3 separate regions of the Homo sapiens genome follow, and all the other regions are linked to region 1. Evidence: chromatin contacts called from ENCODE Hi-C or POLR2A ChIA-PET data. All regions are on one chromosome and are shown on one strand. The core of a region is the stretch at or near the end of the contact, and the rest is flanking DNA. Distances in the headings are between cores, read along the strand shown.

Evidence for each region. Hi-C counts contacts between places; a loop is a spot of excess contacts on that map. ChIA-PET counts read pairs that join two places held with the same protein, here RNA polymerase II (POLR2A). Pooled maps may share reads with other maps.
Region 2: a pooled map shows a loop between it and region 1 (8-fold over the local background). The contact joins two enhancer-like sites. A Hi-C loop is called at or near these places in 6 of 50 pooled maps. POLR2A ChIA-PET finds 5 or more read pairs at or near these places in 4 of 52 experiments (BJ, CD4-positive, alpha-beta T cell, T-cell and 1 more).
Region 3: a pooled map shows a loop between it and region 1 (3-fold over the local background). The contact joins two enhancer-like sites. A Hi-C loop is called at or near these places in 6 of 168 maps with a recorded cell type or tissue (CD8-positive, alpha-beta T cell, GM12878, K562 and 3 more), 8 of 37 single-sample maps with no recorded cell type and 7 of 50 pooled maps. POLR2A ChIA-PET finds 5 or more read pairs at or near these places in 12 of 52 experiments (B cell, BJ, CD4-positive, alpha-beta T cell and 9 more).

Annotation. Positions count from the first base shown.
Region 1 is chr5:127,010,732-127,013,307 of GRCh38, reverse strand. The region is part of intron 1 of MARCHF3 (membrane associated ring-CH-type finger 3); the gene reads left to right. Among named protein-coding and RNA genes, the nearest start is that of MARCHF3, 19 kb to the left of the region's middle. Within about 2 kb of position 1,273, at least 3 of the 41 ENCODE cell types and tissues checked have a DNase peak (open chromatin) inside an H3K27ac peak, as active enhancers do; they include B cell, where a contact is called at or near this core.
Region 2 is chr5:126,810,395-126,812,970 of GRCh38, reverse strand. LMNB1 (lamin B1) reads right to left here. Exons shown (of 11, transcript NM_005573.4): 5 at 1,073-1,198. Among named protein-coding and RNA genes, the nearest start is that of LMNB1, 35 kb to the right of the region's middle. Within about 2 kb of position 1,295, at least 6 of the 41 ENCODE cell types and tissues checked have a DNase peak (open chromatin) inside an H3K27ac peak, as active enhancers do.
Region 3 is chr5:126,844,599-126,847,174 of GRCh38, reverse strand. No RefSeq gene overlaps it. Among named protein-coding and RNA genes, the nearest start is that of LMNB1, 69 kb to the right of the region's middle. RefSeq lists enhancers at 1,084-1,378, 893-1,862. Within about 2 kb of position 1,299, at least 8 of the 41 ENCODE cell types and tissues checked have a DNase peak (open chromatin) inside an H3K27ac peak, as active enhancers do; they include B cell, where a contact is called at or near this core.

The DNA of each region.
Region 1 (2,576 bases), core at 24-2,523:
GTTGCTTTCTAAGCTATGTGGGTGAAAAACAGCATGAAGTTATAACAAAATGTATAGCAAAAGCAGTAACAATGAGAAAGAGTCCATGATGGATACACACACATTGCTGGAATATTTCTCAAGTATTTTGGGGAGTGGCTGTGAGGCTTCTTTGGCAGAGGAAAAGTGGAACATGTGCTTTTCCATGTGTGAACACTGTGATTTGAAAGGTCCATTATGATTCACTTCCACTAGAAAGCAACTGCTTTCTAGCTGGTGTAGCCACAGAGTTTTGAAAATTCACTTAAATAGGTGTATTGCAGACTCCTGACATCTGTTTTGGAGATTCAGTTGAGTGTTGGGAATTTGCTTGTTCACAAGTGACATGGAATGAGTTATTCTTATGAGAGTGTTGAACTCTATTCATTTCTTTAAGGTTGTGGATTAAGTCTAACAAGAAAAGACTTAAAATTTTGAACAGTCATTTGCTGTGTTACACACACACATAAATTTGCACTGATTGCATTCTTCTTAATTTCAAAAACTATGAATGACAATTTTACTTTGCCTAGTAAATCAACTTTACTGAGGTACCCTCAGGCATATTTTGTTGTATTGTAAGGCTTTCTTGCTAGGTATTTGCAATCTTATTGTGTACTGTTTTTCAGTGAGCTTTTAGTTTTTGCCCATAGTTTTACCTAACATATCCTGTGTCTCTGTCTTTTTGTGCACTTCTGTTCCATCTCTGAGTATTAGTTTTTGTCTACTCTTTTTATCATTATTAATAAGTTATTTTCACTTCTCTAATGATTTCAAACCTCAATGATACTAGAAGTATTGTTTCCTATCACTTTCAACAAAGGTCATTTGTAGCCAGTTCTTCAAACAAAATAAGTAACTAGGACATGAGTCTTTCACTTTTTGCTAGTTAGTTTTCAATTTACTAGGTACTGACATAATGTGGCATTTTCACAGGTTGCTTTTTTAAAAAAGTGAAAGCTTTGTTTTAATGGTTCATAACTATTATAATGTTTCTAAATGACAGAGCAAAAAAAGAATTACCACAAAATAAGATTAGTGTGGATATCCTGAACTGGAAATCATTTGAAACATTTCATGGCTACATTTTGTGCTAAATATAAAAATAACTGTGTTTCCCATGTGTGAGCATCAAAAGCCCCAGTTGGAAAATCACATGGTATAGCAAGTAGGTCACTATTGATGGTAGAACATGAGACAGGAAATGTCACAGCTAAGATTAGAGGCCCAAGCACTATGTCTCACCACGCTTGCTGCATTGGTCGTCCAAAGAAGTGGAAGGACTCAACAGGGCTGAACTAACTGTAGACCAACTGGAAAATATTAGCCAAGACAACCTTTTAATCGGCCATTCCATTTGTTTCTAGATAACTCACTCTCCCAGTTAGGCAAAAGAATTGAGCTGCTTGGGTTTGCACATTGGCAGACCTCTGAATGCCAATTAAAATGGCAGCTTTTACATTCTAAAAGTATCCATGGGAAGCAATAATCAACTATATACAGTCATAGCTGTAGATTCACCTGGTGTTTGAAATTGTTAACAAGGAATAACCAACCAGTTAAAAATGAATTCTCTTAAAATCTTATTTATCTTCATATTTGAAGGTGTGATAATATAGGGATGTGGGGGAAAACTACACTTTTAGGGAATCAGTTTCCTTTTCCTTTTCTTTCCAGGCAACATGAGGAAGATTTGTTATTTATATGTAGGAATTTTTACCACAGAAGATACCTAATTTTTGCAAACATACTTGCATAGTCTAATCTTTAAGCAAAAGACTAGGAAAAAAAGCAGTGCTCTGCTGCATACCCAAATGAGAGACAATACCTCATTTTTTGGGCTCAGACCAAGATAGAGCCTTGGATTGTGAGCATAGCCATCCCCTCATGCTAGATTGAGCAGTTGAACACATGCCCAAAGAGCTTGAGGTTATTTGGATGAGTAGGTGGAGGCATGCCGCGATGACTGCATTTGGATCAGTCATCGGAGCCTTATTCATTCACTTCCAGCATTAGTCCTTCACAGAAGTATCCTGGCTGATGGATTCAGTGTACCGAGTGGATAGTTTTATTGCTTAAATCTCAGAGATCTTCCTAGGCTTACATTTTCAAAAGTCTTTAATGCAGATTAAAACATTCTATTTTGAACTAGGATTATTTCATGCAGGGTATCACTTTTAAGAGAGGAAGTTAGTAGTATGAAGGCTCCATGGAAAAAGTATTTTTTATTATTTATATTATTTTTGTGCAGTAAAATGTGCATAACATAAAATTTAACATCTTAAATCATTTTTAAATGTACAGTTCAGTGGTAGTAAATACATTCATAATATTGTGCAACCATCACCACCATCCATCTACAGAACTCTTTTCATCTTACAAAACTCCCAAGCTCCTAGCAACCGCCATTCTCCTTGTTGTCTCTGTGATTTTGACTACTCTACCTCATTTTGGTGGAATCATACAGTATTTGTCTTTTGTAGCCAACATTACAGTTGGTATAATGTCCTGAAGGTTTACTCATGTTTTAGTATATGTCAGAATTTCCTACCTTTTTA
Region 2 (2,576 bases), core at 46-2,545, 200 kb after region 1:
GATCATGAGGTCAGGAGATCGAGACCATCCTGGCTAACACGGTGAAACCCCGTCTCTACTAAAAATACAAAAATTAGCCGGGCGTGGTGGCACGCACTTGTAGTCCCAGCTACTTGGGAGGCTGAGGCAGGAGAATGGCGTGAACCCGGGAGGCGGAGCTCACAGTGAGCCGAGATCGTACCACTGCACTCCAGCCTGGGCGACAGAGTGAGACTCCATCTCAAAAAGAAAAAAAAAAAAAAAAAAAAAAAAGTAAAATAAAGTTTATTCTCATGTGGAAAATTCAAAACAAGATTTCCTCCCTTGAGGAAAATAGAAGCGGAAGTTATTTCCAAAATAATTAAGGTGACGAGTTAATTGCTGAATCATTCTGAATGCAGTATATGGAGTATATGTACTTTGTGTCCACACTGACATCACCCTAGGCTAAAACTGATCTGAAGTAGTGTCCATGCCTGCTTAAGCAGCACCTGAAGCACACCATCACACCCTGATAGGCAGCCAGTCAACACAGCCGGCAATAATGCCATTTGTCACTTAGGCGTACCAACGAATGAATGAGTCACTAAATTCTTATCGGAATATGCAAATTAAAGCTACTTTCCTGGATCCTAATTGTTATATACTTTAAGCACTAAAGAATTTGTCTAGAAACACAAAGCATTCACCACCCACAAAGAATTTTTGCATGTTTTTCTTCATTTTGGTTTTCAAATGATATAAAAAAGGAAGGTGTTGAGAATAACTCTGTAGAGATGAAGCTGTTAGACAGGTCGGAAGATCCGGGTCCTAGGGTAAGTACAGTGAATAAACTAGCAGGCTCCTTCCTCAAGGGCAAGTCCCTTAGCTCTGTGTAATCTACTAATTAGGAACAATAGTATCTGCTCACAGGATGTTTATGCAATGCAAAATGAACGAATCTAGAAAAGTACTGTGAAGACGAAAGCACAGGATGACACCATCCTCTGTAACAAACAGAGGGAGGAGTGACATCAGCCCAAGCAAAGCAGGTAGGTGCCCGTGGTGAAGGTAGCCTTCAAGTCTAACTTCTTACAGAAAGATGATTATTTACCTCTTTCTGTAGATTAGAAAGCTGGGATGAAAGGCTCTCAATTCTCATGCGGCTTTCCATCAGTTCTTCCCTGGCACTGTTGACAGTAGAAGTATTCATCTCTGATGACAGTCTGGCATTCTCAAGCTAAAAGAAGAAGCAAAGCATAGTCAGTCTTATCTAGAACTGAAACAAAAAAGGAAGCATGATTCACCTCAAGGCATTTCAAACCTAAGTCCTGCTGGTAACTGGTAGATGAAACACAGGAAAAGCATCATGAAGTTTGCTGATATGGTGTGAATGATGGTAATTCTGTGTGACTTTTAGAGTCACTTCCTAAATAATGAGCTTTAAGAATGCTAATATACCTAGGCCTTTACCCAAAGCTTATTACTTCAATATTTCATCTATTAAACCTTTAATGTCTAAGATAACACTGATAATAAGAAGACTGGGCAATAGCAACTTGACTGTGGTGGTGTCTGTAAGAAAAGAAACATCACATATCCCTAACCCACCAAATCCAATACAGAATGTAAACCAACAAGCAGAAAATACTAGTTTATAGATTCGTTCAAACCAGATAGAAACACTTCCTTTCAGAAGCAAAAAAAACTCCTTGAGTAAAATACAAATCCCATAACACTATTGTGTATGTGTGTCTCAGGGACATGCTCCTGTGTCTCCTCCCTGGCTCCCTGTGAGGCCACAGTCTGTGACGGATCCTTACTTTAGCTCCTTCACTGTATAGCTCAATGTGTGATATTAGATAAATGTTATACAACTGAAGTTACTGCTTATAATAAGATCTTTCACTTTCACTAACTGCTACTTCATACAATAGATAAAAAGCAACATGAACAGTTTAAAGCCATGCAATGAAAATTTTCAATAACTCTGTGACTCTAATATTCTAAGTCAACCACAAAAAAGTCTTTTTAATCAAATCATGTAACATTTAAAACACAAGGCAAAATCATTTACCAGGGAAAGCCTGTACTAGTTGGTGATTTTTATGAATTCTTGTAAGGTCAGCTAATATAAGTGGGAAGTTTCTACAATATTTTTTTAAGTGAATAATAGTGACAGAAGAAGAAATAGCAGAGACTTTCCATTTGGCCCTTATGCAAAAAAGCCGGAAGTGTGGTAGTCACAATCTATGCACAATGATGACATGAAAGTGAGATCTAATGCAGTCTGACATTCATTCATTACTAAATGGATGTTTATGTAGGACAGCATGATCAGTACTTGTTATTGGAAGAAAGTTATTTCACATGGTTTGGGTTCAACTACTATGGCATAGTACGAATGATCAATGGGACAAAAAGACAAAACCTAACCTCTAATAAAATTGCAACAACCCTACATTCTTCTAGTAATTTTTAATAACATTTAGTTTATAGAAAACTGCACTTTTTTGAAAAAATCAATTTTCTATATATTTCATGGAGACTAGGGGAATCATTTTTAAAAACTAGAACAAAATAAACATAAAGCCATGTTCATCATGGGAATTGTGAAG
Region 3 (2,576 bases), core at 50-2,549, 170 kb after region 1:
GTTTTATTGTTATAAAGTAATTAAGCTACTGAGGCAGGCTGTGTCCCTAAATTGAGAGGTGTATTTTGTCTCTGGAGAAATGTCAGGAGAGGACAGGATTTACCATGCTGTTAAAAGTGAAAGAAAATGCATTATTGTGGAAGTGAGGGGTAGGAGGACGTAGGCAGTGAGGGATTTTACACTCTGGGTCCCATGCATGGCTCCAGGGCAAACTGGTTACTGATCTGCCTCTAAGATTGTTCTCTGTCCTCACTCTGACCCTCCAGGACAGCAAAGCAGCATCCATTTACAGTACTGTTCCCTGTTAATTCCTCTTCCCACTCAATACTGCTAATGTGACGCCTCTCCCTGAGAACTTGAAATATGACTTCTGTGAGTTTTGCATGTATTTTGCCACGTATTTGCCTCATTTTCATCAATCTGGCTCTGAATGTCCCCTTCAGTAAGGCAGCCAAATAGAAGAAACACAAAATTCTAAAAACTACTTCCTTCAATACCTTTTTTTCATGGAATTTCCCCCCCCTAATTTGGTAGACAAGGAAGGACAGTCAGTCCCAACTTCAGAATTCTGGGTTTTCCTGTGTAAACACCACAGATACTAGAGCCTTGCTTCAGGGACTCAAAGGCTTGAACCCTAAGAAACATTCCCCTCTGGTGGCACCTCCTAAAATTCCATGTTGTTACTTCAAGCAATGGAATTAAAAAGAAAAAATCTGCATTTTGTTTAGAAGCCAATGATCCAGAGGGTATGGATTATTTAAAGATTCTTTTCAATTTTTCTCATTTTATCATGTGTTTTGGCAAGAAAAGAAGGGGCATCCAAATAAATTTCTTTGTAATTTAAGATATGATGAAAAGGATGATGGGTAAGATATTGAAACCCAAGAGGAACGTGACTTAGAATCATATCTCTTAAAAATATACACAGATGCACTCATGTATGATAGCAGATTAAAATGACATGGACAACCCCTCCTTCCACTACAAGATTGAGAAAATAGAACAAAATTTGTTTTAATAGAGCCAAGCTTTAAAGAAAGAACAAGAAATGTCCAGGTGCCACAAAGAATTCAAAATCTGGAATATAAGCCTTAAGGGCTGGTAGTTGAGGACAGGAAACAGCTTTAGCTCTTTGCAAGGGAGTGAACCTAGAAACCTAGAAGATTGTTGAACAAAGCACAGAACCTTCCATTGCTCCCTGCAGCCTCACACTACCAGAATACTGCCTGTCAGCCCAGAGCAAAAACAAACTACCGGCGGGGCGGGGCGGGGCGGCGGGAGAGGCGGTGCTTTTCGGCAGGATGAGGAAGCTACTTGAGAAAAACAGAACAACCATGCATGTAAAAGTGTCACAGTAGATTTGTATTACCACGAGGTGAGAAAGTGACCCAAAAACGGTCCTGGGACTCTGGCACAGGAAACTTCCAAATTCCTCTGTAGCAATACCATCAAAACCCTGGGACACGGATTGTCAGGCCTCTGAGCCCAAGCCAAGCCATCGCATCCCCTGTGACTTGCACGTATAAGCCCAGATGGCCTTAACTAACTGAAGAATCACAAAAGAAGTGAATATGCCCTGCCCCACCTTAACTGATGACATTCCACCAAAAAAGAAGTGTAAATGGCCGGTCCTTGCCTTAAGTGATGACATTACCTTGTGAAAGTCCTTTTCCTGGCTCATCCTGGCTCAGAAAGCACCCCCACTGAGCACCTTGTGACCCCCACTCCTGCCCGCCAGAGAACAAACCCCCTTTGACTGTAATTTTCCTTTACCTACCCAAATCCTATAAAACGGCCCCACCCTTATCTCCCTTCGCTGACTCTCTTTTCGGACTCAGCCCGCCTGCACCCAGGTGAAATAAACAGCCGTGTTGCTCACACAAATCCTGTTTGGTGGTCTCTTCACACAGACGTGCATGAAATTTGGTGCCGTGACTCGGATTGGGGGACCTCCCTTGGGAGATCAATCCCCTGTACTCCTGTTCTTTGCTCCGTGAGAAAGATCCACCTACGACCTCAGGTCCTCAGACCGACCAGCCCAAGGAACATCTCACCAATTTTAAATCAGGTAAGCGGCCTCTTCTTACTCTCTTCTCCAACCTCTCTCACTGTCCCTCAACCACTTTCTCCTTTCCACTCTTCAATCTCTCCCTTCTCTTAATTTCAATTCCTTTCATTTTCTGGGAGAGACAAAGCAGACACGTTTTATCGGTGGACCCAGAACTCCGGCGCCAGTCACGGACTGGGAAGGCAGCCTTAGCCTTCCCTTGGTGTTTAATCATTGCAGGGACACCTCTCTGATTATACACCCACGTTTCAAGGGTGTCAGACCACGCAGGGACGCCTGCCTTTGTCCTTCACCCTTAGCGGCAAGTCCCGCTTTTCTGGGGAAGGGGCAAGTACCCCAACCCCTTCTCTCCTTGTCTCTACCCCTTCTCTGCTTTTCTGGGAGAGGGGCAAGTACCACTCAACCCCTTCTCCTTCACCCTTAGTGGCAAGTCCCGCTTTTCTACGGGGCAAGAACCCCCAATCCCTTATTTCCACACCCCGACCTCTTATCTCTGTGTCCCAATCCC